3 separate regions of the Homo sapiens genome follow, and regions 2 and 3 are each linked to region 1. The links are chromatin loops, found by intact Hi-C in ENCODE. Cell type or tissue: gastrocnemius medialis. All regions are shown on one strand. Links, peaks and the distances in the headings refer to the core of each region. The heading gives the core; the rest is flanking DNA.

The links. Hi-C counts contacts between places; a loop is a spot of excess contacts. Peaks named below come from ENCODE experiments on the same cell type or tissue, not always from the same donor. Only the 100,000 strongest peaks of a DNase experiment are listed, where the experiment ranks them.
Region 2: a loop joins it to region 1, with 2.5 times the contacts of the local background. A loop is called at or near these places in 2 of 110 quality-filtered maps.
Region 3: a loop joins it to region 1, with 4 times the contacts of the local background. A loop is called at or near these places in 4 of 110 quality-filtered maps.

The regions. Positions count from the first base shown.
Region 1 is chr17:65,288,695-65,298,870 of GRCh38, reverse strand. No RefSeq gene overlaps it. Among named protein-coding and RNA genes, the nearest start is that of RGS9, 160 kb to the right of the region's middle. In gastrocnemius medialis, for the core only: a CTCF peak has its summit at 4,507 (motif pointing left); a DNase peak (open chromatin) is centred at 4,461.
Region 2 is chr17:65,357,290-65,367,465 of GRCh38, reverse strand. No RefSeq gene overlaps it. Among named protein-coding and RNA genes, the nearest start is that of LINC02563, 95 kb to the left of the region's middle. RefSeq lists an enhancer at 3,715-4,914. In gastrocnemius medialis, for the core only: no CTCF peak of the experiment used is centred there; a DNase peak (open chromatin) is centred at 4,995; H3K27ac peaks cover 656 bases.
Region 3 is chr17:65,417,049-65,427,224 of GRCh38, reverse strand. No RefSeq gene overlaps it. Among named protein-coding and RNA genes, the nearest start is that of LINC02563, 35 kb to the left of the region's middle. In gastrocnemius medialis, for the core only: no CTCF peak of the experiment used is centred there; no DNase peak of the experiment used is centred there; H3K27ac peaks cover 563 bases.

The DNA of each region.
Region 1 (10,176 bases), core at 1,654-6,653:
AGCTAGTTACATAACTTCTCTTCTGGGCCTCCGCTTCTTCATCTGAAAGGCAGGGACAGTCATAGGACGGTCATGACAATGAAATGAGATAACCACGCCAAGTACTGAGAAAGCTGGGAGCATCATAAGTTCACGATCAAAGTGAACGATTGGTTATTGCTTCCATTTGACCCTGCAAATGAAAGCTGCAAGTGGCAGGAAAACCGAGGCTAACGTGAGGTTTGTGTGGTTCATCTCTGAATTTGGGTGCTTCAGACTCTCCCTCGCTTTTTCCAGGCAAACCACTTCCAATTCCTTTAACCTTTCTTTACAGGGCCCAGTTTCCAGCTCTTTGATCATTTTTGTGTCTCCTGCCTGGACATCCTCCAGCCTCTCCAAGCCCTTTTAGGAGGGAGTGACACAGACTCGACTCAGCAGTCTAATAAGGGGCTGACTGATGTGAGACTTGAGAAGGGGGATGACTTGGGGGCCACAGCATGTCATGGGCCTTTTATGTGTGCGGAATCCAGGGAGCTTTGAAGAAGGCAAGGCGCTCTGTTGACTGCGACCAGATGCCCTGGATTTTCCAAAACGAGTTCTTCAGAGATGGCTCAGATTTCAAATATTCTATTTGATTGTCCCCATAAAACAGTAAAATGTCACAGAACTTCTAACTTTTCTGCTTCCCACTGCGGACTCCAGAGTGCCTCTAACACATGGACGTGACACCAAAGTGTTCCCCTAGCCTGGCAGGGGGCAGATGACATCCTGATGTGGTGAGGTCACACGATGGCAGTCCTGGAATGGGAAGGTTGTTCTGATTTCAGAGATCCTTCCATTATGCAAACCAGAAGTTGTAGCTCATGCCAGACCACTTTGTTAGGATTCTGTATTCAGACAATGGGATCCTGGGGACGATCTTGCTCATGTGTCCCTGGTCCATGGACTTTGATCCTTACCAGGTCTTTTTTTCCTAAACCTATGCCTGGCACCAAGCCTTATCTCGAGGTCGGTTACCTGGTAGGGGTTCACCTGGTAGTTGCTGACCAACTGGAAGCTGGTCCTGCCTTCATTCTAAACATATGGTGGCTGTTTTTAGCCCTAAATATATCACCTTATAATTGCACTATTGAATTTCATCTTGTTTTTGTAGGGCCATGTTTTCAATTTGTCATGGTTGTTTTGAATTTTATTCTTGGCTCTCTGAGCGTGAGCCACCCCACCACATTTAGTATCATGTGAATATCTGATGAACACAGCCCCATCCTTTTGTTGTTAAGTCATTAGTAAGATAGGTCCCAACAGTTAATCCCCAGAGGAGTGGCTTTCTTTCAAGTAGATGCCTCATCACTGATTATGCAATAAAGACCCAGCTTTCTTTTGGGCTCTAGACACATATGTTCATTGTAGAACATTCACAAAGTACAGATAAGCATAAGAAGGAAACAAAAACAATTTGTAATCCTACCACGAAGACACTAATGCTGTCATTTGGTATGGATCCTTCTTGTTAAATATATACATTCATCAGTATAGATTAAGTGGCATAGATTGTACTGTGACATGCTTATTTGCAGACCTGATAATATAGCATGATCCCAGAGCTAGTTATTCACACTTGACTGCCATAAAGACATTCTGAAATCAAAAGTTCTTATATGTAATAAGAACTTTTAGATTGATTCTTAAGGTTCTGCATCCTTAGATTCAACCAACCACAGACTGAAAATGTCTTTTAAAAATTCAAAATAACAATACAATAATAAAACAATTTTTTAAAATAATACACCAGGTGCAGTGGCTCACGCCTGTAATCCTAGTACTTTGGGAGGCCGAGGCAGGCAGATCACGAGGTCAGGAGTTTGACACCAGCCTGACCAACATGGTAAAACCCCATCTCCACTAAAAATATAAAAATTAGTCAGGTGTGGTGGCGCACGTCTGTAATCCCAGCTACTCAGGAGGCTGAGGCAGGAGAATCTCTTAAACCCTGGAGGCGAAGGTTGCAGTGAGCCGAGATCGTGCCGCTAGAGATGATTTAAAGTATATGGGAGAATGTGTGTAGGTTACATGCAAATACTACATCATTTTATATAAGTGACTTGAGCATCCACATATTTTAGTATCCATGGGAAGACCTGGAACCTATTCCCTATGGATACTGAGGAACAATTGTATTGGTAATCCCAACTATATTCCATGAATACTAGCTCCATGAGATATTCCAGGAAAACAAGAGTAGCATGGTTTATTCCTTTGAGAAATGCTTTTCCCTATACTGGTGTCTAGGAAAGTCACAATGTGTGTAGACATATTAAATGCTCTGAGAAGTCCTGCAACTTAAAAATCTATTAATTTTTAAAGTCACAATGTGTTTAGACATATTAAAGACTCTGAGAAGGCCGAGTGTGGTGGCTCACGCCTGTAACCCTAGCACTTTGGGAGTCCGAGGTGGGCAGATCACTTGAGGTCAAGAGTTCGAGACCAGCCTGGCCAACATGGTAAAACCCTGTCTCTACTAAAAATACAAAAATGAGCCAGAGATCACTTGACTTGGGAGATGGAGGTTGCAGTGAGCCGAGATCGTGTCACTGTACTCCAACCTGGGCAACAGAGCAAGACTCCTCTAAAAAAAATAAAATAAAATAAAAAAATTTAAAAAAAGGCTCTGAGAAGTCCTACAATTTAAAAAAATCTATGTAAATTTTTTTCTAATTCAGCATTCCCCAAATGTAATAATCCATAAGATCCTGTTTCTAGAAGAACCTATGACTATTCCTTTAAGAAACATTTGGGGAAATACTGTCATAGATTATATCTTGACATCAGGATGAAGAGTAATAGTAATTTCTTAAAGTATTTAAACTCAGGAGACCCGGTCCCTCCTTCGCTCTTAATGAGCTTATGACCTTGATAATTTTCTTTTTTCTGGGTTTTGGTTCAGCAAAGTGATCAGATTCCCCTTGTAGCCCCAACCTTCCACGTTTTCTCCTTAAGCAAAAATGAATGTAAATGATTTGGCTGGGACAGTGTGGTCTTTACAACATCATTTGGTTATTCCCTCCTGTCTCACAGTAATAGTCCTCATTTATTTAGCCCTTCACACATACTAACTCATTGGATCCTTACAACACCCTCATGGGGGGTAGTAGGCACTGTAGTGGTTGAAGTCACTTGCCCTACAGCCACATAACCAGTTATAGCCTTAGTATTTATTTAGCTTAGGGACAAAGAGCTGAGGCCTTTACTATAGCAGAGCTCCTGCTCTTTGTCCCTAAGCTACATCACCCCTGTGTCCCTTAGATAGTTGGTGTTCAATTCTAGCATCTTCTCAAAGAAGGCTAAGCCTGCTGGCCATTGGCTAACAGGCTGGTCTGCTCTCATTTCCTTCTTCAAAGCTGAGCAGTCATTTGCTGCTTTCCATCATTGGGGATCCCCTTGTCATCTATGATGCCACTAAAATAATAGCTCCACCCTGACTTGTGCCAGTCCCTTAGGGACCCCTTGAGTAACATCACCACAGGTCCTGCTGGTTTGAATAGATCTGGCTTCCAAGTTTTCCAGCTGCTGCTTTTTTTTTTTTTTTTTTTTTCTGAGACAGAGTCTCGCTCTGTTTCCCAGGCTGGAGTGAAGTGGCATGAACTCGGCTCACTGCAACCTCCGCTTCCCAGGTTCAAGAGGTTTTCCTGCCTCAGCCTCCTGAGTAGCTGGGATTACAGGTGCCTGCCACCAAGCCCAGCTAATTTTTGTATTTTTAGTAGAGACGGGCTTTCACCATGTTGGCCAGGCTAGTCTTGAACTCCTGACCTCAAGTGATGTGCCCGCTTCAGCCTCCCAAAGTGCTGGGATTACAGGCATGAGCCACCGCACCCAGCCTCCTCTTGCTTCTTTAAGGGGGGGTGAGGAGCGGGCAAGTGGGGCAGGAGCCACGCAAGTTTGCACCAGCTTCTCCTGAACATCTTGTCGAATTAATAAGAAATAACTCAGATGTACTGAGTGCTTACTAGGCGGCAGGCACTATTCATGTGGACTCTCACTTAAATAGCCCAACACCTCTATGTGGTAGTAGGGTCTTCAATTATAGATGAGTGAGTGGCAGCAGAGAGGTTGAATCACTTTCCTAAAGCCCCACAGCCAGTAAGAGCTAGAACTTCAGTGCAAACCCAGCCCCAGCCCTTCCTCCAGGGGCTGTGTACTGAACTCCTCTGTAAATCCTGCCTGCCCTCAGCCTTTTCCTCCCTCCCCACTTCTCCCCACCTTTCCCCAGCGGGAATTGCTCCACCTTCCAGCTCCTCTTCCACTGTGCAAACCTGCACTTGCCCTTCCCTCCATCCCTTCACACTTGGTCCTGCCTGCCTAGTCTTCGCTCCTCTCCCAATCCCTAAAATGCCCTCTCCTGCTTCCTCCCAAGAAGACAGTGCCTGAGGAACCCCCAGAGCCTCCCTGAGCAACCTGGGTAAGAGCTGAAGGCCTTATCTACGTCTGCTCTGGTGCGAGTCCTCGAATAGTGTGTGATGGAGACACCTACTGGCTGCTCTGAGCACAGGCCCCTGGAAACCCAGGAACGTGGCTCAGGGCCCCCATTCCACCGAGAGCCTGGTGAGCAGAACCATTTGGTAGAGTTTCCTGTGGGTTCTTCGCTGCTTTTAGGCCAAGCTGGACGGGTCCCTAAAAAAGGCCTGGGAGGACCTTCGTCTTCCTCCTGTCCTGCCCTGAACACAGAAGCAAAAGGGAAGGGGTAATTTTGACGGCAAAGCACCAGCCCCCTGCACGAGGCTGATCCCAGCTTGGCAAAGTTGCCAGGAAGGCTGGAGGCAGGGCCATTCACAGCCAAATAAACGGAGGGTGGCTTTTCTGTAATGCAAATAGAGAGAAATAACCGCTTAGGGCAGGTTGATTTGTTATTTGATGTGGGGCGTGTGATTCTGGAAGGCCCACCCTCCTGGGCACGCTGTCTCTCCTCCCTCCCTTTGAATCAGGTTTACAACTCCTCATCCAAGGCTGGCACCACTTGATGCAGAGAAATGAGGCCCCCATTCTGGTTAATTGCCATCATTTGCCGGTTCAAATAATGAGCGACAAGTTGGATGCAGAAGAGGGGACAGCCGCTTCGTAGGAAATCACTAACCTAAAAGACAGCAAAGGAGATTGTTCCTCAGATGTGCTGCCAAAGACTGGGGGCCACCATGGCCAGCAAGACCCCTATCAGCGGAGGGAAGGACATTTGGGCTGGGCCCGGCCATGCATAGTTGTGGTGGACAGCTGTCTCTACCAGAACCAACTCCCATTGGATTTGTTCTTCTGAATGGGGGCCGCATTCCCCATTAAACTAACTAAGAAATATTTCTGAATCCACAGATGTGGCATGTACAGTGTGGAGGTTTTAGGGAATAGCAAGAAGCTTAAATAGATCACCATCTCTCTCCAATGTGGGAGGATGATCCCTCACTTTAAAATACGCTCTCTAGTTATTCCAGTGAGTATATTCACATAAGGCAAGTACTTTACAAACTTAATAAGCAGTGTTTACAGAAGATCTAAAACACACAGAAGTCTTTCAGACATTTGAAGAGTGAAGAAGAGCTAAAGAAATGAAAAACATTAGCCAGGCATGGTGGCTCAGGCCTGCAATCCCAGAGCTTTGAGAGGCTGAAATGGGAGGATCACTTGAGCCCAGGAGTTTGAGGCCGGCCTGGACAACACAGTGAGACCCCATCTCTACAGAAACATTTTTAAAATAGCTGGGCATGGTTGCTCACACCTACAGTCCCCGCTACTTGGAAGGCTAAGGAGGGAGGATTGCTTGAGCCCAGGAATTCAACAACAGTGCACCCTGATCACTCCACTGCGCTCCAGCCTGGGCAACAGATTGAGACCTTATCTCTTTAAAAAAATTAACTGAACAAAGATGCAAAGCTAAGGAGTGATACAGTCTATTAAGATCAGTTTGATACCAGAGTGTCCTCAAGACAATTGGATGAACGTTCCCAATTAATTGGTGCCGACATGTCCTAAAGATAAGAAAGGTCACCATGGAAACCCTGAAGGCTTCTGGGAAGAAGAGGGATTTAAAAGGGTCCTAACAGGTAAATAGGTTTTGATGGGCAGAAATAAGGAGGGCAGGATGCCAAGTGAGGAAGAGGCGAACAGTGCAAGGAAGTGTACCCATTTGGTTGGAACAGGAAGTAAAGCCCGTGATGATGATGGCCTCCTGAAGGGGGATTGTGGCCAGTTTGCAATGGGCTTTGAAGCTCCAGCGAATGAGTCAGGGCTTCCTCCTCCGGGTGTCACGAGAGAGCCATCGAAAATTGTTAAAGAGGGGTGAATAGGATTAGAGCAATGCGTCTGGTAGTTTGCAGAAAAGATGAGAGTCAGGAACAGTGGTTGAGAAACTGATGGAGCGGTACCAGGGTGGCAAAAACAACAGGACCGCGTGACCGGGTGGCACAAAATGCAGATGCCCATGGGACAGGGGTGTGACCAGTTAGTGTGGAGGAGCAGGCTGATTGAATCCTTCCTCCTTAGTGCTTTTGATGGGGTGAAATTTCAAAGACCATCTTTCCAAAGACCATCTTTTTAAAGATCATCTGAGGATGATCAGTAAAAATCTCAATTTAGGGGCTGGGCACAGTGGCTCACGCCTGCAATCCCAACACTTTGGGAGACCCAGATGGTTGAATCACTTGAGATCAGGAGTTCCAGACCAGCCTCACCAACACGGCGAAACCCCGTCTCTAGTAAAAATATGAAAAGTAGCCAGGCTTGTTGGTACACGCCTGTAATTCCAGCTACTCGGGAGGCTGAGGCAGGAGAATTGCTTGAACCTGGGAGGCGGAGGTTGTAGTGAGCCAAGATTGTGCCACTGCACTCCAGCCTGGGTGACAAGAGTGAAACACTGTCTCAAAAAAATAAATAAGTAAATAAAATGAAAAAATCTCAACTTAGAGTGCCAAGATGCAGCAGAAGTTTCTCTAGGAATTGGGGAGGGGAAAGGCTAGGGTAAGAGAGAGGCAGCCCCAGGAAACTGACTTCACAATGTTGCCTAAAGGACTAATACAAGTGGAGGAGAGCTAAATCAGCACTGCCCAGTAGAGATCTAATGCAAGGAATGCATGTAATATTTAGCCTTCTTGGAGCCACATTTTAAAAAGTTTTAAAAAGAAACAGTTGAAGTAACATATTTTAATTAGCACAATGTATCCTGAATATTCTTTTTGACGTGTAATCAATGTTTAAAGATTATTATTGAGATCTTTTACATTTTTGTGCACTAACTCTTTGAAATCTGGTGTATAATTTACACTTAGAGTACATCTCAGTTTGGACCAGACACGTTTCAAGTGCTCCAAAGTTGCATGTGGGCCGGGAGTGGTGGTTCATGCCTGTAATCCCAGCACTTTGGGAGATGGGCGGATCAGCCGAAGTCAGGAGCTCGAGACCAGCCTGGCCAACATGGTGAAACATGGTGAAACCCTGTCTCTATTGAAAATACAAAAATTAACCAGGCATGGTGGTGGGCACCTGTAATCCCAGCTATTCAGGAGGCTGAGGCAGGAGAATCGCTTAAACCTGGGAGATGGTGGTTGCAGTGAGCCGAGATCTCACCACTGCATTCCAACCTGGAGGACAGAGTGAGACTCTGTCTCAAAAAAAAAAAAAAAAAAAGTCACATGTGGCTAGTGGTGACTGTATGAGAGAACACTGAGCTAACCTCTACAGTGTTGTTTCTCAAACCCAGGTGATTTGGCTCCTCTCAAGGACATTTGGCAATGTTTAGGGACAGTTTTGGTTGCACAACTTGGGATGAGGGGTGCTACTGGCATCTTGGGGGTAGGGAGCAGGGATGCTGCTGAACATCCTACAATGCACAGGACAGACCCCTACAACAAAGGATGATCTGGCCCCAAATGTCCATAGAGGCAAGTCAGAGCTCCACATAATGCTAGAGGAAGCGAGTGCCCCATGCCGTGTGGTCAGGGAGATGCCACTCAGACACTCCCACTGGAACCCAGGTCTCGCCTCAGACAGGGCAAGTTTCCAGGCGCCAGTGTCAGAACTTCCTGGTGCTTTGTGATATGGCACGGACTACACCCTGATAAGACAGATTGTGTTTGTAATGATTTTAGTCCTGCAATTACTCTCACTCCACCCCACCCAAACCTCAGCATTGCAATTGCCACACAGTGTAGTTCCCATGCAGGGCAAGTGTTCAATGAAAACGATGTGAACAGTACCCGCTACAGTTGTGCGGTATACAACCTATGCAACTGTACCTGGCAGCTTCACTCCCAGAAACCAGGGGATCATGCCTCATCATCACAGCAGACCTTCCTAGTTTTCTTCTTGGCAATGCCCATGTTTAGAAGCCACAAAGAAGTAGAGCAACTGATGGCCGTGCATGTACTAGAAGAAGGCTTTCACTGTCAACTTGAGGGCTGGGCCTTAACCAGAAATTGAAAATGCTACTGAATTTCTACCCAGGGTTTCTTCTTTTAAGACAGGGGCCCTGGTCTTTTTATAAGGACAACCTTTCCTTCCTTTGTTCCTTCCTTCCCTTCCTCAGAGTGTTTATTGTAGTGCAAAGTTATGCGCTAATCAGGGGGTTGGGCTAGGCCTCTGTGCAGATAAGGGCAGAAAGATCATTGCTGGTTGCATGACATCTGTGCAGGAAATCAAGATAAACTCCTACTGTAAACAGCAAACTTTTCAGTAGAACCAGTTCAGTTGATGTTAACAGGTGAATCCAATTAAAAACAATCCATCATCAAAAAATAAGAGATGAAGCAAAGTATGTATATAGCATGGTGATTATGAGCACTCACTCTGGAGCCAGCCTTCCTGGATTAGAACCCAGGCTTTTCTACTTGTTAACTGTATTACCTTAGACAAGTTACTTAACAGCTCCATGCCTCAGTTTCCCTATTTGTGAAATGGGATAATAATTCCTAGCTCAGAGGGTTGTAGTAGGAATGTTAACAAATTAATACATGTAAAGTTCTTAGAATCCTGTTTGTCATTGAGTAAGTGTCCAGTAAACATTACCTTATAAGTTAAACAGGTGTTTGGGTTTTTTTTCCACCGCAGAACTTCTCAGGGCCTTTGACGTGCTTATGGGCATTGCAACCTGCCCTCTAGGTGAGGAGCAGGGTAAAGTATGTACGATTCCTAATCTTTTTTTTTCTTTTCTTTTCTTTTTTGAGAAGGAGTCTTGCTCTGTCGCCCAGGCCGGAGTGCAGTGGTGCAATCTCGGCTTGCTGCAAGCTCTGCCTCCCGGGTTCATGCCATTCTCCTGCCTCAGCCTCCCAAGTAGCTGGGACTACAGGCGACCGCCACCACGCCCAGGTAATTTTTTTTGTATTTTTGGTAGAGACGGAGTTTCACCATGTTAGCCAGGATCTTGATCTCCTGACCTCTTGATCCGCCTGCCTCGGCCTCCCAAAGTGCTGGATGATTCCTAATCTTATTTGACCACTGTTTTGGACTGGGCCCTCTAGAAAGCAAAGCCTGAAAAAAAAAAAGAGATGAAAGCCTGGCACTTTATTTGCAAGATACAAGCCCAGAGCAGCGAGGTGAAGAAAGGGAAAAGAGAGCAAACTGAAATGGGAAGCAGTATCACAGTGCCGTCTTTACAACGAGGCTGCTCAGCAGGTATGCTGGCTGAGCCTACAGGATTTCTCCCGAATGTCTACGAGGAGGCAAAGCACTCCAGAGTTTCCCCACTAAAGAAAGAGGGAAAATATATGTGTCCAGCTCCTTCCCAGGTCCCATTGGTCAAATTTCCCTCCACAAGAAACTGACTCCATCTGGTTGTGTCATCTGGTTCCTTTGTAGCCACTCCAAATTCTATATCTGAAGGTATGAGCTTCCATTGAAGTCTAAAAGAGAAAGAGTGTCCCAGCAAGGTGGGACACCAGCCTAGAGGGAGGAAGAAAAGGATAGTGAAGGGAATCTGAGCAGACACACGGGTTCATGTTCATGTCTACTACAACCATGGAACTATTCAGAGGAAATCTCTTAGTAGGTGCCCTGAAAAATATGCTTAGATCTGCCTGGAATGGCTCAGAGGGCCATACTCCTGACCCCTCACCTTCCAGGAACTTACAGCTGGGGATGGGAGTGAGAGGGACGGATGGCAAGCAAACAGAGCATTGCTTCAATAAGAAAAAAGGTGATGTATTTCTGGGGAATCCGACCTAG
Region 2 (10,176 bases), core at 2,907-7,906, 67 kb before region 1:
TTGTTTTTGTTTGGTTGTTTTTTGTTGTTTTTTTGTTTTTGTTTTGTTTTGTTTTGTTTTCCAGAAAAGCTGTCATTTGAAGAAAGCTCTCTGTAGTTAGGAAAGGGGAACATAGGTCCGGGTGGGTTCAAAAGTAGCTTCTCTAACCATTACAAGAAATTTATTAGTTTTTCTTAAAAAGTAAGTCTGCAATTTTAATAAATAAGAATCCACATAAACAAAGTACTTTGGCGTACGTGGAAGGAGCCCAAGCCGTGGGATGCATCGATGAATACAGGGTGCTTCTCCTGTTAGATAGTGGACTGCCCTAAGTAGGCAAAAGTGTGATGCACATAATTGTGATGTGTTTGAGGTAAAGCCAAAGGAGAAAGAGTCAGGGAATGCTGGCACTGCCCATGGCACTAACTAGTTGGGGCCTGGATCCCAGTTTTCAGATGGAACTGTCCCCTCTGGCTCCTCAGTCAACGCGAATTTGCTTGAAGGACCATCAGTTCCTTAAAGCCTCATCTCCCCCAATGGGTGTTGTTTTATCAGCCTCCTCTCTGTGTGGGGAAGCCCGCCTCACTCAACCTCACTGTTTTACGTAAAACTGGCCGATTCCCTCATTTAATTCATAATAATGAAAACTGAACATATGACTGCAATTTTAAATTGTTTTGGGTTTTGTTCACAATGATGCAAACAGGAACGCATAGATTCATAGATACACACAAAAGAAAATCAAGACCATTGTTTAACCCCAAATGGATTTTATGCACAACATAGACCAAAGTGAATTTCAGTGAAAATACTGCTGGAGATTCAAATCTGTCATGGGTGCCCACAGTGGTGATTCCATGACAGGCTTCCTCCACCCACACCAGCGAAGCGTGGGCGTGGGAAATGACTTCATCCTGTGCTTCCATTTTCTGATTGATTTGCATAATGCTTAGGAATTTGTGAAATATTTCCACCGGCGTTGTTTAATTAGATTTTCATAACCTAGTGAGTGAGGAAGAAGGGATGATCTCCAATTATGCAGAATGAAGAAACCGAGGCCCAGGGAGGTTGACAGACTTGTCCTGAGTCACCTTTGCTCCTCTCCCAACTGGGTAGGGTCCAAGAGGGCTGGGTTGCGCCACAGTCGATGGAAACGTGTGCATCTCAGGGTGCATCTTGGGATTATGGTGGTATTTCTCCATGTCCAGGGCTAACCGAGCTTAAAATCACTAAGGAGAAATGGGCACCCACTGAGCGAGGTGGCCATCCATTCCAACATCTCATCACGGCCCTGGCCCCAGCAGCATCTTCCAGAGCGACTCGAGCCCATCCAGGGAGAAACCATTAGCAACACAGTGATGATAATTGCATAGTAGGCAGGAATGAATTTCAGATTCCCACCTTGCTCTGATTTTCAGGCCTCTCTTCTGTGGTGGAAGGTAAATATCCCAAGAAAAACAAACCTTGGCTGCAGCTGTCTTCAGGGATCTGTGTACTTTCAAGATAAGGTGAGTTGCCCCAATCATTTTATGATCCTAATTGTTGGGGAACAGGATATTCGTCCTCAAACACATCACTGTGACCCTCCCAGCTTCCTTCTGTGCTGATTAAGATGAAGCCATTTGCTTATGAAGCCCCCCAGACCTGTGGCTTTGATAGTCATTTTTTTCCTGTCCCTAGAAAACCTAATTTCCAGAGGGTATGCCTCACCACAGCAGGCCTCCACGTGGCTTACACAAATAATGCAAAAATCTCCAACAACCCCTACAAAGAACTTGCTCCTGGTGCATGGGCTGCATTTTATTTTGTTTTGTTTTATTTTATTAAATTTTTTTAAATCTAACTAATAACACTTGAGCTGTTGTTTTCCTTACCCCTGTTCCCCCAACACCTTCAATTGTACATAGAGTAATTTCAAACTGTAAGCTACTCCTGACTTAGCTACTTATTAAAAACACTAATATCCTTGGCTGCTTTGATGTCTATGGAACAACAAAGGAAGAGAGTTACTCTGGGCCACTGTAATCCTTGATTTGTCACTAAGTTATGACACCCAGCAGAGCCGTGTGACAGTGCAAATCAATCATCCCATGTGCTCCGCGGGGCCTTCCGTGCCTCCCGCCGAGCCGCTGCAGTTTAATTAGCTTTTTTCACACTACCACAATGTACATCTGCAGCTTCAGCAAGAGAAAGAGATGGAGGCGAGTTCACCGGGAAGCGGGAGCCTTAAAAAAAGTTCATATCGTGGAAAAAAAAAAGTCTGAAAGAAGAAACATCAGAGACCTTTGTAGTTTTTGCTTCAGAGGCATTAAGACTGAGATACACAGGCCTGGGGTACACCAGATTGTTAAATGTAGACTTTAAAAACAGCTCCACCAAACCCTGTGCGGAGGAGCTATCAGATGGTGTTTAAAGGACCTTTTCTTCTTTTGGGGGCAGTCTGTGTCTTCTGTTTTCCTCCTGCCTCTATACCCCACCTTTGGTTGATTGTGCAGAAATTCTTTGAGCCCAGACCTTCTCGAGTCCACCAAGATGAAGGAGGTGAGACCTTGATTCTGCCCAAGTTTTGCAAAACTTTGGATAAGTTCCTCCTGAAAGGTGGTGTCCTTGAGTGAAAATCATGTTCCTCTGTTCACTTTGCAGTGATAAATAATGGCAGCCAAAGACTAAAGGTAGGAATGAGGCCTCGAAAGTTGGGAGTCATTGACGGGGACAGCAGGGGTGAGAGCAAATCAGGCCTCGGTGTCAGGCACAGAGTGACACTTTTGTCCTGGCCCGGGAGGGAGTTAGACAGATGAGATCAAGCTGACTCTGCCTATGCTGGGGGGTGTTCAGGACACTGTCTGGTTCCTCTGGAAAACCACCTACCAGAGGAGGGGCTGGGAGACAGCCAATCTGCTCTTTTCCCGGCCAGTTTCTGGGCAGCTGTTATGGCTCATGGGCGGGTGAGCTCAGACCCTGATGACAGTGATTTAATGTGGGTTGGAAGTTGGGTTTTCTCCTCCCAGAATTCTCTTTCCCCAGTTAGGGGGAAGGGAGCAGGACGGACCATGGAGGTGCTGAGGGGTCCCCTTGTCACAAGTCATCATCCTCTATTCAGGTGATGGCTTCTGCATCACTTGCAGGGAGGATGCCAAGAACCTATCTCAAAAGCTCTCCCTGGAGCTCTTTCTACCCATTTTGTTTGGGCTTTAGCAACAGCCTGGGCCCGTTTCTTCTGTTTCTGTCCCTCACATGTTGGCACATCTCAGCTGATGGAGGCAGGCTCTGCTGTGTGCAGCTGTTCTGAGACTGCACTGCCAGACACTGGAGGGTCTCCCATGAAGATCCTGGCCCAACCTGCAGAACCTTCAGCCCCATATCAAAAGATGAAAGGGTCAGTACTAAAAAGAAATGAGCTAACAAGCCACAAAAGGATGTGGAAAGAACTGAAATGCATATTGCTAAGTGAAAGAAGCCAATCGGAAAAGGCCATGTACTGTAAAAATCCAACTGTATGACATCTGGAAAAAGGCAAAACTATAGGGGCAATAAAAAGGTGAGTGGTTGCCGGGGTGGTGGGGGAGAGGGAGGAGGGTGAATAGGTGGAGCACAGGGCATTTTTAAGGCAGTAAGACTCTTCTCTATGATATTGTCATGGATACATATCATCGTATGTTTGTCAAAACTCATGAAATATACAACACAAAAAGGAAACCCTCATGGAAGCTATAGACTTTAGTTAACAATAGTGTATCAGTATTGTCTTATCAATTGTACCAAATCTACCACACTAATGAGTTATTAACAAGATGTTAATAATAGGAGAAATTTGGTGGTGGTGTAATATGGAAACTCTGTTATTTTCACTTATTTTTTGTAAATCTAAAACCACTCTAAAGAAGAAAGTCTTGTGCAGGATTTGGATTAAAATGAAAAGAAAAAAAAAGGATAAAGTCTGACTGGACGAGGTGGTTCACGCCTGTAATCTCAGCACTTTGGAAGCCCAAGGAGGGAGGATTGCTTGAGTTCAGAAGTTCAAGACCAGCCTGGGGAATATGGTGAAACCTCATCTCTGCTAAGAATAGAAAAATTAGCCAGGCGTGGTGGCACGCACCCATAGTCCCAGCTACTCAGGAGGCCAAGGTGGGAGGATCGTCTAAGCCCAAGAGGCAGATGTTGCAGTGAGCTATGATCGCACCATTGCACTCCAGCCTGGGTGACAGAGCCAGACCCTGAAAAAAAAAAGGAATAAAGTTTATTCATTAAATTTTTTTTAAAAGTCACAGGGACAAAAGCAACAAAAACAGGAGGGAGAGGAGAGGTGAGCAAGGGGAGGCTTCCCTCCAACGTGGAATGTTTATTTTGTAGTTAATGGCCAGCGGGCATTCACTGAGACCTGTGGTTACCTGGGAAGCATCCTTTTCTTCTGAGACAGACTTCCTCCTGACCTTGCTTTGAGCACTGAGCAACAGTCACCTCCCTGTTAGTGACACATGAAACCTGAGTCTAACTCTCCTTCCCTGTTGACCTCCAGGGACATCCAAGTGCCATGTTTTATGTAATGGGTGGATGTAAACAGCATTTTGATATGTTGAATCACCTTTTGAAATATACAAAGGAAATATTCTCTAGTGAACTCCTCTGGAGAGGAAAGAGGCACATAATTTCAGGGCAGAAATTATTCTTCTAGGTCATGTGGTCCCACCCCCAGAGAGGTTAATTGACCTGATCAAGGTTATCCAGCCAAGCCTGGACCAAACTGAGACCAATTTGAGGTTTCCTGACTCTCCATCCTATCCAGCATCCTTCCACTGGGGTGGCTGATAAATGGTCACCAGGGTGGTGGAAAGTTGGCCTGCTGACCTTCCAGGAGACCTGAGTCCCAGTCCTGTATCTGTTTGTCGGGGGTGTGTGGCTTCATTAAATCTCATAACCTCCCTCTACACAAGCCCAGATGAATTTCTTTGTCTCCAAAATGGAAACACTCGTCATATTAGAACTCTTGGCTGGCTGTGGTGGCTCATGCCTGTAGTCCCAGTACTTTGGGAATCTGAGATGGGCAGATCACTTGAGGTCAAATGTTTGAGACCAGCCCTGCCAACATGGTGAAACCCTGTCTCTATTAAAAGTCCAAAAATTAGCCGGGCATGGTGGTGTGTGTCTGTAATCCCAGCTACTTGGGAGGCTGAGGCAGGAGAATCACTTGAACCCGGGAGTTGGAGGTTACAGTGAGCCGGGATCATGCCACTGCACTCCAGCCTGGGCGACAGAGTGACACTCTGTCTCAAAAATAAAATAAAATAAATAAAATAAAACAAAATAAAGTAACTCTCACCAGCAGTTACCAGGATTGAGGCATTTTTGCAGAATAGAAAGCTTGTCCTGTGCCAGTTAATGCTGCGTTGGGTTACTTTCCTCTCTACTGCATTTTTATTCCAGACAGGGATTATATCTTCTTCCCAGAGAGAGGCAAAGGGTTTATTTACTCCAGTGGAGCGGTGCTTCTCAAACTTCCACGTGCACCTGAATTCTGGTGGGGGGATCTTGTTAAGATGTCCATTCCAATTCTGCAGGTCTGGGGTGGGGCTCCAGGTGCTGCCTTTCTTCCCAGCACCCAGATGGAGCTGATAAAGCTGGTTCCTGGCCCACACCCTGAGTGGCAGGGCCCTGGAGGACAGGGGGGCCAGGGGAGGGGCCCACAGGGTGAGAATCCCTTCAGTGGGTGTCTCTGGCTGCTTTTGTCAGGGATAGGGGGCCTGGGGGGCACGTCCCCATCTTTGACTTCAGGAGCGTCAGAATCAGAAGCTCCTGGGGCCCGGGGCCTCCCCAGCATCTGGGGGATCAGCTGCCAGGGTTGACAACCTAGCAGGGAGGGGACAAGGACCTCGAAGGGCCCACTGGCCCCTTGTTCATTTTGGCTCCTGTTCAACTTCAGACAAGGCTCAGCGCCTTTCTCCATCCCCTGCCTTTCCCCACCTGAGGAGTCCACACCAGCCTCCTGCCTGAGTGTCTGATGCAGAACTTTCAGCTGCTCAGAAGCTCAGCCTCACCAGACACTTCAAATACTTTCCCACCAAGGGTCTGGGACATCCCATGAAGCCCTCGCAGCCCCAGCACCGGGAGGTCAGCTTCAAAGATAATGTGTGACTGGGGGCCAGCTCCCGCTCAGAGAAGGCTTAGCACTTTGGGGGTGACTCCCCGGAAGAAAGGCCTTCTCATCGCAGAGGGGAAGGACGTCCCTTTTGAAAGACAGACCTTGTTTTCCTCCTCCTCCCACCGCCTGTTTCATCTGTTTCATGTCAACTCAGTCTGGGTCCAGGAAGATGTACGTGGGTGGGGCTGGGAGGGGTGGGAATTTGGCACGCGCGGACTCTCCTGGTGTGTGATTGCCTCAGGTGCTTTTGTTTGCACCTTGGCAATGCTCGTGGCGCTGGGTAGGTTCACTGGAGACTGTTTTCGCACCAGTGTCTTGTTTTGCATTTAATTGACATTCCCCAGAGGCAGGGCCCAGCAAGCATAGAGTGAGGGCTCTGGGAAGACAGCAGGCACGAAGCCCCCAGCTGCCACCAAGCCCCCCTAGCTGCCACAGGCCCATTGCACTATGAGGGGCATTTAGCATTCTTGGCCTCTTTCTACTAAATCAGAGTCCTCCCTAGACATGTGACAATCAAGAAATGTCCCCCTACAGTTCCAAATGTCCCCTGAGGGGGCTGGTCCCTCTCTCCTGGTTGAGAAGTAATGAGGGCCTCAGTGACAGTGGAGACCTGCCTCTTTGGCCAGCCATGCAGACCTCCTGGCTGGGGGTTATGCACCTGAAAATTCATGGGTATAACCTGGACAGAGCAGGGCGCTGAGACTGGTCTCCTTCCGTGGCTCTTGGGTTCTGTGACCGTAGTTCATCCAGGACACTGGAGTGCAGGTGTCTGTGCCTCCTCCTGCCTTCCACCCTTCTCCCCCTGCCTGCTGACCCCAAAACACCCACACACATAGTCACTCCCACTTACATACATGTATGCACACACACTCATGTACACACATACTAACAAATGCACACACACGTGTGCACTCATACATATACATATTTTCTGACACACACTTACACACTGTGATGTCTGGTCACACACTCATATACACATACCTACACAGCTGTACACACTCACACACTCATGTACAGGCACTCACACAGTCGCGCTTACACACAGCCCTGCGAAAGCCCAGGTTTCCTTACAGGCTCCTCAGAAGAAACACCCCAGTGTCCTCTAAGGGAGTCCCTTTTTCTCAGAGTGCCCGGGCAAGGAAGGAGAAGGTATTGCTATCCTTGGGTCAGCCTGGCCCTTGGGGACAGAGAAGACAGTGAGGGCTGGACAGGGACATAGTGTTACCTGTGTCACCTGCCACCAGCCCAGACAGGAGCAGAACTCTAGAGGGCAGCTGCTTAGCTATTTAATGGTTTTGTCCCTCTGAACACCAAAAATGATGATTTATTCTAGTTCCTCCTCCATGCCCATCAGAAAAGCAATTCATGATTATACAAAAAATGTAGAAATGACAGAAAAGAAAAGAAAATACTCCACAACACAATCTCACTGCTCACTGAGAGATAACCATTGTTAACAATTCTGTTTACGCTTTCTAGTCATTTTTCTAATTGCCTATTATCATGCTTAGTTTAATTAATCACGCCTTTTCTTTACTCTAATGCTTTAACATCTTGAGGACTTGCTAACCCTGGAGGCACGGGCTCTTCCAAGTTTAGTCAATTTCTAGAGATAGCAAGAGATTCACTTAGAGTGCCTTGCACAGGCAAACCAACGAATCTAGAGCCCACACCCCAAGCACCTCCTTTATTGATAATATGGTTGGGCTGTGTTCCCACCCAAATCTCATCTTCAATTGTAGTTCCCATAATCCCCATGTGTTATGGGAGGGACCTGGTGGGAGGTAATTGAATCATGGGGGTGATGATTTTATAAGAGGTTTTTCCCCCTTTGCTCAGCTCATTCTCCTGTCACCTTGTGAAGAGGTGCCTTCCGCCATGATTGTAAGTTTCTCGAGGTCTCCCCAACCATCCAGAACAGTGAATCAATTAAACCTCTTCTTTATAAATTACCCAGTCTCTGGTATTTCTCCACAGCAGCGTGACAATGGACGAATAAAACTGGGCTCTTACACTCAGGGCTACTTACTACTGCCCTTCTCCAGTCACTCCAGAGCCAGCTGTCAGCAACTAGGGACAGCCCCCATGCCCCAGAGCCCAGTGAAATTATTTAGGTGAGTCAATCCTAAGCCTGCCTACCCTGACTCACCCATTCCTTCCTGCAGAAACCACAAAAAAGTCTCTTGTCTGCATTTTCCCCTCACTCTCTCTGCTTCCTGACAGATCCTGGTGCTCCCATGTGTGCCTTCCCATGGTCCCCACTGTGGCATGGTGCACCCCTCCTCATGAGATGTGTGAGCATAACCATTGGTTCAATGGCAGTCGCCTCCTGATCTGAATACCATACCTGAATAATAATAAAACCTGCATTTTAAGACACTGTAGTATCCAATTATTGAATCAAACACTGATCTGGATGTTGCAGGGAAGGTATTTTGCAGCTGTGGTTAACATCAGCAATCAGTTGACTTTGGATAGAAAAGATTCTCCTCCATAATCTGGCTGGCCCCTGACATGGTTTGGATCTGTGTCTCCACCTAAATCTCATGTCGAATTGTAATTCCCAGTGTTGAAGGTGGGGCCTGATGGGGGGTAATTGGATCATGGGGGCAGTTTCCAATGTTTTAACACCATCCTCCTAGTGCTGTTTCATGATAAGAGTTCTCATGAGATCTGGTGGTTTAAAAGTGTGTGCCACCCTACTCCCAGCCTCCTTCATTCTCTTCCTCCTGCTGTGGCCTTGGATGAGCCTGTTTCCCCATCACCTTCCATCATGATTGTAAGTTTCTGAGGCCTCCCCAGAAGCCAAGCAGATGGCCAGCATCATGCTTCCTGTACAGCCGGCAGAACTGTGAGCCAATTAAACCTCTTGTCTTTACAAATTACCCAGTCTCAGGTATTTCTTTATAGCAATGCAAGAATGGACTAATACAGCCTTTATCCAAACAGTTGAAAGGCCTTAAGAACATAACTGAGGTTTCCCAGAAAAGAAGAAATTCTGCTGCAAGACTGCAATATCAATTCCTTTATATGTACATACATACATATATTTCCTATTGGTTCTGTTTCTCTGGAGAATGCTGACTGATACACACCTATCTATTTATGCATTCATCTATTAATCCACCCATCAATCAATCTGAATCATATGCAATTTGCACCCTACTTTATTCACTTAACATTTCTTCCATATCACCATTTTATTCTCTTTTGTGTGTGTTTGTTTTTTTGAGACAGAGTCTCACTCTGTTGCCCAGGCTGGAGTGCAGTGGCACCATCTTGGCTCACTGCAACCTCCACTTCCCAGGTTGAAGTGATGCTCATGCCTTAGCCTCCTGAGTAGCTGGGACTACATGCACTGACCACCACATCCGGTGAATTTTTGTATTTTTAGTAGAGATGGGATTTCTCTGTGATGCCCAGGCTGGATACCCAGAACTGCTGACCTCAAGTGAACTACCCGCCCTGGCCTCCCAAAGTGCTGGGATTACAGGCATGAACCACAGTGTCTGGCCCATATCACCATTTTAATGACCATGTAGTAGCTCATAACATGGTTACACCACAGCTCACCCGAATTCCCTATTATTGCACCTAATTTTTGGCCATTATAAATGTTACTATGAAAATTTTGTATATTAATTATGCATCTTTGATCAGTTCTTACGACAAATTTCCAAAAAGGGGACTACTACGCTGATGGGAATGAAAACATCCATTTCTCTGTTGAGAAATATTAATATTTCCAAAATGCCCTTCAGAGCCTCCACCTCTAAGTTTAACCTGTGCTTCTGCATTCAGCCACAGAAGCCTCTGAGTACTATCAATTTTGTTTCCTTTTAAAACAAAAAAACTGTAATTTCAAAATTACTGCAAGAATGTGTGATTATAGACTTACTGTAAACATTTCAAACATTTCAGACATTGCAGAAGTATTAGATTGGTGAAAAGCAATTGCGGTTTTGCCATTAAAAGTAATTGCAAAGCCGCAATTACTTTAGCACCAACCTAACATATAAGATAAAAAATGAAGTCTCTCTCTCTCTCCCTGCCTGCAC
Region 3 (10,176 bases), core at 2,218-7,217, 130 kb before region 1:
CTCTAGTCATCAAGTCTTCCCACCTGAAGCATCAGACATTGTGGAACAGAGACCAGCCTGCTTCACACTGCCATGTTCACACTGCTGCTCATATAACATCAGGATGATAGAATGGCTGCCTTATGCCAGTCTGTTTTGGGATAGTTTGTTTTGCAGCAATAGAAAACTGAGGTGCTACCCACATGTTGACCTGGGAATGAATTCAACCCAGCTGGCCTTCAGCACCCAAGAGTGAAGGGGCAGAAGGTGGTGACAGTTAAATGGAAATGTGAATAAGAGGCAAAACCCCCTTTGTGGGAAATAGGAGACTAGAACTCTAAAGAGTAAGCAGTAGGAGGCTGAGATGGAGAGGAATGTGTAGCTGTTGTTCACCAAGAGATAGCCCCTCTGAAGATGTCCCACCAGGCTCACCCCTAACATTTATGGGGCTCAGGATGGGAGTACAAATAGAGGCCAATGCACCACATAGCTAAACAATTGAAAGGAACAAATCAAGCCCACAAACTATTAAATATGTTCCATCCTCCCATTGTGACATATGTAAGTTCAGAACAACCTGGAAGGTCCAATTCTTGAACTCTTCAGAATGCCTCGCTGGAAGGTGGTGACATATGATAATGATCAGATCTTAGTCCCTTCCCTTCCCACCCCCAGCTCTGTCTCAGTATCCTCATTTGTAAAATAAGGCTCCAGATGCCATCTACCTCTCAGCATGTGATGAAGATTAAACGTGATAACCATGTGCTGGCATGTAGTAATTACTCAATAAATGGGAATAGTAATAATAGTATTTTGACTTTAAATATTTAAAGGGCTATCACGTGAAGGAAATCTTTGATCTATTTTGTATAGCTCCAGGGCATATAATTAAGACCAGTGGTTCAAAGTTACAGGGAAGCAGATTTTGGTTCAACCTAGACGAATATTTTTGTCATGAGAACGCACTGAAAATAGATTGAAATCCTTCAGGAAGTCGAAATTTAGAGCCATTTCATATGTCAGATAGACGCTGGATTTGGTGGCCTTAAAGTTCACTTCTAATTCTCATGTTGTGTGAAATTACCTTTATTGTTTTTTGTTTGTACTTGGGTTTTATCCAATTGTCTGTCTTTGGGATGCGTATATCCCCCTGCTGTATATCTAGGTGGTCAACTTCAGTGTTCAGGGATTGGATGCCCACCATTTCTTTATACCACACCAAGAACTTGGAGAGAAGCCCAGTGAAGATTTTTGAAAGAATCAACTTAGCATCCTTGGTAGTTATAATAGTTAGGACAATTCTAATTGAAGTTTCTGAAACCCAGCTAGCTTAGCAAAAGAGGGGAACTTGCTGGAAAAATACTGGGTGTATTAGTCCGTTTTCACACTGCTGATAAAGACATATGTAAGACTGGGTAATTTATAAAGAAAAAGGGGTTCAATGGACTCACAATTCCACGGGGCTGAGGAGGCCTCACAATCATGACAAAAGATGAAAGGCACGTCTTACATGGTGGCAGGCAAGAGAGGATAGGAACCAAGTGAAAGGGGTTTCCCCTTATAAAACCATTAGATCTCGTGAGATTTATTCACTACCATGAGAATAGTATGGGGGAAACCGCCGCCATGATTGAATTATCTTTCACCAGGTCCCTCTCACAACATGTGGGTATTATGGGAGATACAGTTCAAGATACAATTTGGGTGAGAACACAGCCAAACCATATCACTGGGGCATAATGTAGAATCCAAAGAAGAGTTGAACTCCAAGTAGCAAGAAGGTCAGGAAAGCACTGAGTTCAGGGCCACCTGGAATCTAGGGACCAACACATTGCCAAGATATCTTATATTAGTTCATTTTCTTGCTGCTAATAAAGACATACCTGAGACTGAGTAATTTATTAAGGAAAGAGGTTTAATAGACTTACAGTTACACATGGCTGGGGAGGCCTCACAATCATGGCAGAACGCAAATGAGGGGCAAAGTCACGTCTTACATGGCAGCAGGCAACAGAGCTTGTGCAGGGGAACCCCCATTTATAAAACCATCAGATCCTGTGAGCCTTATTCACTCCCACGAGAACAGTATGGGGGAAAACCCCCCACAACACACACACACCATGGTTCAATTATCTCTACCTGGCCCTGCCCTTGGCACATGGGGATTATTACAATTCAAGGTGAGATTTGAGTAGGGACACAGCCAAACTGTATCGTGTCTCTCCCCTGAATCTTTCTGCTGTGGCTGCCTTCTTTCTGCTCTCCCCTGATTGGCTTTATCGGTAAGGTGGATTCCATGTGACCTGGCTACTGCAGCTTCGTAGATTGATATTTTACAGCTTCAGCTACCAGAAGGCCTGGCTGTCTTTCTCAGTGCCAGTCCCACATTTCTCAGGAAGAGACCAGGAGCCTGCCTTTGACCAATCAAATGTGGCCAGGAAGGCAGCAGGGTTTTGTTATATAAAATGGTTGTTTCTATGATAGTCACACGGTGGTGGGGGCTAGGGGGTGGCAGGATGGGAAACTGGACTGGGCAGACACATCTACTGTCCAGGTCCCAGATCTTGGGCCTCTCTGCTGGGTGAGGGACCATGCTTGGCTTTTGGCTCTCTTGATGGAGACTGGTGGGATATCTTCCTTGCTCTGGAGTAAGATGGAAGTGAAACAACGAGGATGTATGTAGGAACGTCACTCATTTGTCTAGGACGTTGTGAGTGATTTCTTTGCTGAATTGGATAATGGCTTTTGAAGCATGGAAGTCTTTCCTCAATCTTTTGTGTGTGCCATTCACAATGTAATGGCTATAGAAATGACATGCTTTTAATATTAACCTGCATTTTTAACATTTTCTCCATCACTTTTTAAAGTCTGGAAGTCCAGAGGACAGTAAGTCAAGCCCTGGTCTGTAGCATCTGCCAATTTCCATGGTGTAAACACTCTCACCGTGGTCAATTTCAAGGGACCACTGGGACGTCACTGAACAGGGATCTGGGAAGGAGTGCACAGCAGCACAGCTTTCTGCACTATTTCCACCCCGCAGATATTCCACAGGTGAATAACCCCAAGTGTGCAGATAACAGTAGAAAGTTGTAAAATAATTTGGAGTGATACATTTTGAGCTTTCATTACCTGTGTTTCCAATACAATTTATTTAATTATACATTTATGTAATTTAACTTTGAAGAATGGCTTTGTTTCATAACTGGTTTGCAAAATTCTTGAAAATTTGACAGCTGGAGATTGCGAGCTGGCACTGACCAGCTCTGGCACCCCCTGGGGTTTCCCCAGAGCTTGGCATGAGACCTGCCACAGAGGAGACACTGAATGCATGCCTGCCTGATGAACGCGTATTGTCCACCTGGTCTCTAACTCTCTGAGGGCCTGGCCAAGTCACTCACCTCCTCTTTCTGTCCCTCTAATGTAAGAGGCTATTAATGCTTACTTCATAGAGGTGCTGTGAGAGTTAATTAAGGTTTGCTAAATGCTTTGAAATCCGTGGATGAAAGGCCCAGTTGGGGAGAACTTTATGATTATTCTCATGCATCATCTTAAGAAGTGTATGGTGATGATACCCACCTGGTACTTTTCATCTTCAAAGTGTTCTCCAGACATTAGCCAATTAAACGTCACAGTTCCCTGCCCAGTCAGTGGGTGTCCTCCAGGGAGGGAACCACGCAGCAAGTGGGTGACTCCTTCCCCTCTTGGCCACCAGGGAGTGGTGGTCAGAGCCAGGATTCCAGCTCCTCCAGCTGCAATCTTCCGCTGGGCTCTGTTTTGACCCTCCCAGCCCTCCATCTTTTCTGCTTCTAGGTATGGTGAGGACTGCTTAGGCTCCGGGACTCTGAAATCACGTTGCTTCTTATATAGTGTGTGTGATGCTACTCACTGAATGTTTTCAGTGGTGAGATGCATTTTTTCCCTACAATTGAACATCTCTGAAATCAGTATGCATCTTATAACTGATGAAGGGTTATAGTTCAATTAAAAGTGTTTTTCTTCTTACTAGTAAATAATATAATAGTGCATCATACAATTGTTGTCGTATGTCAACAATTGTTGAAATATATTACCACGATTTCTATTTGTAGTTTATTGTAGATTTGTAGTTTTTTTCCTGCTGATTTTCTAGAAGAACGTTTCTTCTCTCCACCCCCATGATAACAGTAACATATGGTCATTATAGTACATGGAAAATGCAGATAATTAAAATGAAGGACAGGCAACAATAATCCCAAGTTTCACAACCCAGAGGTCAATGCCAGTAACACATTACTATATTTTCTTTCAGCCTTTTCTCTTTTCTTTATTAGGAACAGTTCCCTCCTCTGGTTATAAAAGGAACTTATGTCCCCTGTAGAAAAATCTGAAAATACAGAAACTGGTGTAATACTAACTACAAAACACTGATAATCACATCGCCCAGAATGACCACTATTAAAATTGTAGTAACTATTACATTTCTATATGACATAAGTGAGCCATGTTAGTTATTTTTAAAAAGACAAAAAAAGTCTATAGTTAACTTTCAGATAAATTTCCTTCTATCTTATATCTATTTGTCTATATTTCTATCTGGATATATATGTGTCTATATTTATATCTATGTACACACATACAATTGGAAACATAAAGCATGTATAATTTCCCCTGATTTTTAAATTTAACTTGTGTGCTGTTCAGTGGTATCTATCAGAGCTTATGATTATATGATTGATATAAATACTCTATGACTCAGCAACTCTATTCTTAGGTGTATGCCTATATTTGTTTGCTAGGACTGCCGTAACAAAGTACTACAGACAGGGTAACTTTTTTTTTTTTTTTTTGAGACGGAGTCTTGCTCTGTTCCCCAGGCTGGAGTGCAATGGTGTGATCTTGGCTCACTGCAACCTCTGCCTCCTGGGTTCAAGCGATTCTCCTGCCTCAGCCTCCCAAGTAGCTGGGATTACAGGCACGCACCACCACACCCAGCTAATTTTTGTATTTTTGGTAGAAACGGGGTTTTACCATGTTGGTCAGGCTGTTCTCAAACTCCTGACCTCGTGATCCACCCTCCTCTGCCTCCCAAAGTGCTGGGATTACAGGCATGAGCCACCACACCCAGCCCAGACTGGGTAACTTAAAACAACAGAAGCTTACTTCTGTATGGTTCTGGACTAGAAGTCCAAAATTAAGGTGTCAGGGCTGGTTCCTCCTGAGGGATGTGAGGGAAGGATCTCTTCCTCGCCTCTCTCCTTGGTTTGTGGATGGCCGCCTCTACCTGTATGTTTGCATGGACTTCTTTCTATACGTGTGTGTATTCAAATTACCTCTTCTTATTAAGATATCAGTCATATTGGATTAGGGCTGACCCCAATCACCTCATTTTTAACTTAATTACTTCTGTAAAGTCTCTGTCTTCAAATATGGTCACATTCTGAGGTACTAGGGGTTAAGACTTCAACATATGGGGCCAGGCGCAGTGGTTCCTGCCTGTAATCCCAGCACTTTGGGAGGCTGAGGTGGGCTGATCTCTGAGGTATGGAGTTTGAGACCAGCCTGGCCAAGTCTACTAAAAATACAAAAATTAGCCAGGCACGGTGGTGTGCGCCTGTAATCCCAGCTACTCAGGAGGCTGAGGCATGAGAATCGCTTGAACCCATGAGGTGGAGGTTGTGGTGAGCTGAGATCCCACCACTACACTCCAGGCTGGGCAACAGAGCGAGACTCTGTCTCAAAAAAAAAAAAAAAAAGACTTCAACATATGAATGAGGGGGCACAACTTATTCCCTAGTAATACCCAAGTGCTTATGTTCACCAAAGAATGTACAAAAATGTTCATAGCAGCTTTATTCATAATAACCAAAAATCAGAAGTAACCCAATGCCCAGCAGCAGTAGAAAAGATTTAAAAACGTGATACATTCATACAATGAAATACTATACAGCACTAAAAAATCAACTTCCGCTACACATAACAACATGCATGAATCTCACAGATATGAAGTTGAGCAGAAGAAGCCAAACACAAGTCTCCAGACAGTTTGAGTCCATTTACATGATATTCAAGAATATGCAAAATAAATGTATGATGATAAAGTCAGAATAGTGGTTAGCTCTTGGGTGGGTGTGCAGTGGAGATTACATAGGACTACCTATGTGTCCAGACTCAGTGACTGTAAGCTTAAGATTTATGTACTTATGTTAGACCTCAATGTTTATGAATGCTCTTACAGAGATTCCCTGTATTACTAGAGATTTTTCTAAAACATGCTGTCCAGTGACTACAAAATGTCCCATTTTTCATAAAATGGCCAATGATGGCTGATCACTTATCACATGCCAGGGACTGTTCTAAGGACTGCTGGTACTAAGTGAATTAATCCTCACCAAACCTTATGAGGTTAGTTACCAACATTATCCCCAATTTGCAGATGAGGAAAACCAAACACAAAAAGCTAACTTCCTTAGGTTAACATCATGAGGGGTCACCAGCAATCTGATTAAGAGGTCACATGCTCAACCACTCTGCCACACTGTCCTTCTGGTCAGGCATCATGACACCTGCCCCTCCCTCTCCCCATGCAAACAAATTGCAATTGATTGGCTATTAGGTTGGTGCAAAAGTAATTGCGGTTTTTGCCATTACTTTCAGTGGCAAAACCTGCAATTACTTGTTGTCTCCTTGTTGGACATTCAGATCAATACCTTTTTTCTCTATTATAAATAAAGCAGCAACCAACAGTCTTGTATCTTTTTCTGATTTTTTTTAAAAAAGTACATCTTTTTCTGCATCCTGATTCTTCCTGTAGCATAGAGCCCTAGGTTCCTACTACAGCATCCAAGTCTTTGAATTTGAGAGCACTTGATCCAAATTGCTAATTTGTTCTCCAGATAAAGTAGCTCATATACCTGCAATTAGCTGCTCATTTACGTATCTTCATAACACATCTCACTTCTATTAGGCCACCCAGAAAGGTCCCGGTCACTGGCCGTCAGTTGATTTGTGCTCAGAAAAGTTAGAATGAAAATGCTATTTATGTGTATATGTGTGTGTGTGTATTATATAGATAATGTTGATGAAATAAATACCCACACATACACACATGCTTCCAAATTAGCCTTCTAACTCTGTTTGGTTCTAGTGAGTCTTAGAATGAAAGACCAGAAGGAATAGCTCTTTGAACAATGTTCACTTCAGTTCCCATGCATTCTGGTGGATTCTGAGAGCTTTAATGAATTGACTCCAAGTGAAGAATGACCCTTTGGTTACAGGGGAGAGCATGATGTCAAAGGAGCATGTAGATTTTTTGAAAAAAAATTTTTTTTTTGAGATGGAGTCTCGCTCTGTTGCCCAGGCTGGAGTGCAGTGGCATGATCTTGTCTCACCGCAAACTCTGCTTCCCGGGTTCAAGCGATTCTCCTGCCTCAGCCTCCAGAGTAGCTGGGACTACAGGTGCCCGCCACCACGCCTGGCAAATTTTTGTATTTTTAGTAGGGACAGGGTTTCACCGTATTGGCCAGGCTGGTCTCGAACTCCTGACCTTGTGATCCACTCGCCTCAGCCTCCCAAAGTGCTGGGATTACAGGCGTGAGCCACTGTGCCTGGCCAGGAGCATATAGATTTTTTAAAGTATTTTTTATTTTCTAGTTGTTTATCTACATGCCTGTCCTTTGAAGCAACGTGATTTTACTTCTTGGTTGATGAGACCCGAGAAGCTGTTCCTTTCCTCCCAAAGAACTTTTATTTACATACTTATTTGATGAAAGAAAGCGTGTATCAGTAGCTATATCAGGGTTTAAATCACAGACAGAAAATGCCTGATAAATATCTATTTGATTTGAGATTATATGTATATATATAAACCTGTACTCTATGATGTTCCAAATTATTTTCTGATATTTTATTCAATACTTTATTTAATATATTAAACAACACTTATTGATTATCTACTAACTGATCATCAACTAACTTATTGACCATCTACTAACTATTGGATAGATGATAAACATCTTGTGGGCTGGGCTTCTTATCCTGCATTGATAGCTTCTAGATCAGCAATAGGGCCCTTGGCATTTGAGTGGGGAGCATAAAAATCTCCAAGTCTGTGACTTCAGCCGTAGAAGATAATTCCCCTACAAAATGCACTGTGAAATAGTAACACTGCTACCTTATAAACAGTCGTGTCTAATAAATAACACCTCTTTCCTTTTTTCCAAGTTCCAAATCAAGACAGGAGTCAGATGGCTGGAGATAGTGATTGAAGCTGGATTGGAGGCATGGCTTAGGCATATGGCCCCAATGGGCTTTCTAATATTTCATCCCTGAGCTAGATGTTCCTACCCACCCAGACCCTGGCAGAGGCAAAGGCCCCCTCTGCCAGGGCGAGAGCCTTCCATGTGTCAGAGAAGCATTGAGAATGCACTGCCACTCTGTGGCCAACGTGAGCCCAGGAGGGACTGAGCTGAGTATGCCCGGTTTCTCCTGCCAACCTCACCAATCAGACCAGCAAGCCCTGCTCCCAGGAGCAGGGCAGAGGTGGGTGGGGAGAAAGGCTTGGACACCACCCTGGTGGAAGCCTGAAGCCAGGGGGATGAAGTGCCCCTGACAGAAGCCCTTCCTGAGATCATGTTTCCTGCAAGAGGTGGGAGTCCTGGCTGAGTCTCACTTGGTTTAGCAACTTTTTCATCCACATCAATGCTGTCTCGTTCATTGGCTGCACATAATTTTTATGCAGCTTGGAGCAGTCTCTGAAATTGCTTCACAAATCACATTTTCTTGTTTCCAGAGGGGTGTGCGTACGCGTGTCTTTGCTGTTCACTGCCATGACCAAATTCTACTATTTATCTAAAATTTCTATTTACTTATAAGAGACTTTATATGGGAGGCTGAGACAGGAGAATCACTTGAACCTGGGAGGCGGAGGTTGCGGTGAGCCGAGGTCCCACACCGTTGCACTCCAGCCTCTTAATTCTTTTTTTCTTTCAGGGTTATTGAGAGAAGTTTTTCTGTTGTTGCCATCGTTGATGGTGGTGGTGATAGCAGTGGTTTTCTTTTCATCATCTCATGGGAATAACTTGCATAGGATAAGCTTCAGCTGCCTGGCTCAATCACTGTTCCTTCCTGGGACCTGCAACCCAGACCTGCCACATTGCAAGTAGCATTCAGTTGGGTTATTAAATAATATCCTCAGACCATTGAGACATCTCATGAGTAGCTGAAACAAAAATTACGACATCTAAAAATATCAAGAATCTAGAACAAGGATTGGCAAGCTTTTTCTGTTCAGGGTCTGACAGTAAGTATTTTCAAGATTTGTGGGCCATGTGATCTCTGTTCCAGTGACTCAATCCCACTGTTGTATTGGGAAAACAGCCATGGATAATATGTAAACAAATGTGTGTGGCAGTGTTCCAATAAAACTTTATTTACAAAAACAGACTGCCAGCCAGAATTGGCCCCAGGGGTTCTAGTTTGCCATCCTTAGTTTGGGCACTGAGTGGATCTTTCCTAAGCACAGTTGATCAGCAATTATAACAAACCACAATGGCGAGACAACGGTTCTAGTCCCAGCTCTGCCACTGACCAGCTGCGTGACTTTGGGTAAGTCACTGAGTGTCTCTGGAACCGTTCCGTTTTCCCTTCTGTAAAATTAAGGGGTGGATCTGCATCAGAGGCTGCAAACTGGCAATCCAAGATTGCGTCTGGCTCACAGATGTGTGTCATTTGGCCCATGAAGTATCCAAAACATTTTGAATTCATTTCCAACATTTCAGATGGGGAGATTTCATTTAAAAAATCCAGATTTCTGGCTACTCTTGAAATATCAGAGAATCTGGCACCCCTGGGCCCACATTCTCACGTGGCAGCCATTGGCCAGGGCTAAGTGCAGGGTCTAGTTATTCTGCCTGGGTGTGAGCACCTACAGAACACAGCAGCCTCCTGCTGGCCCACTTTGACCATTTGCATTATTGCCTGACACTGGAGCATTTTGGTCTATGACCACACAGGAGACCTCTGGTGCCTTTGAGTTTAATAATCTAGTGTTTGTTAAGTAGTCCAGACCATTACTTAATTATTGTGTAGTAGATGCCTGTATCCTCTTTTCCCTTCCCCTTTTCTAAAGTCCTCAGTCCGTGCTGGAAAGCCATGTAGTGGTTGGGGAAAGACAGCACTACTATGCACTAAGCCAATCAGCACATCCTGTCCCCTCCCTTG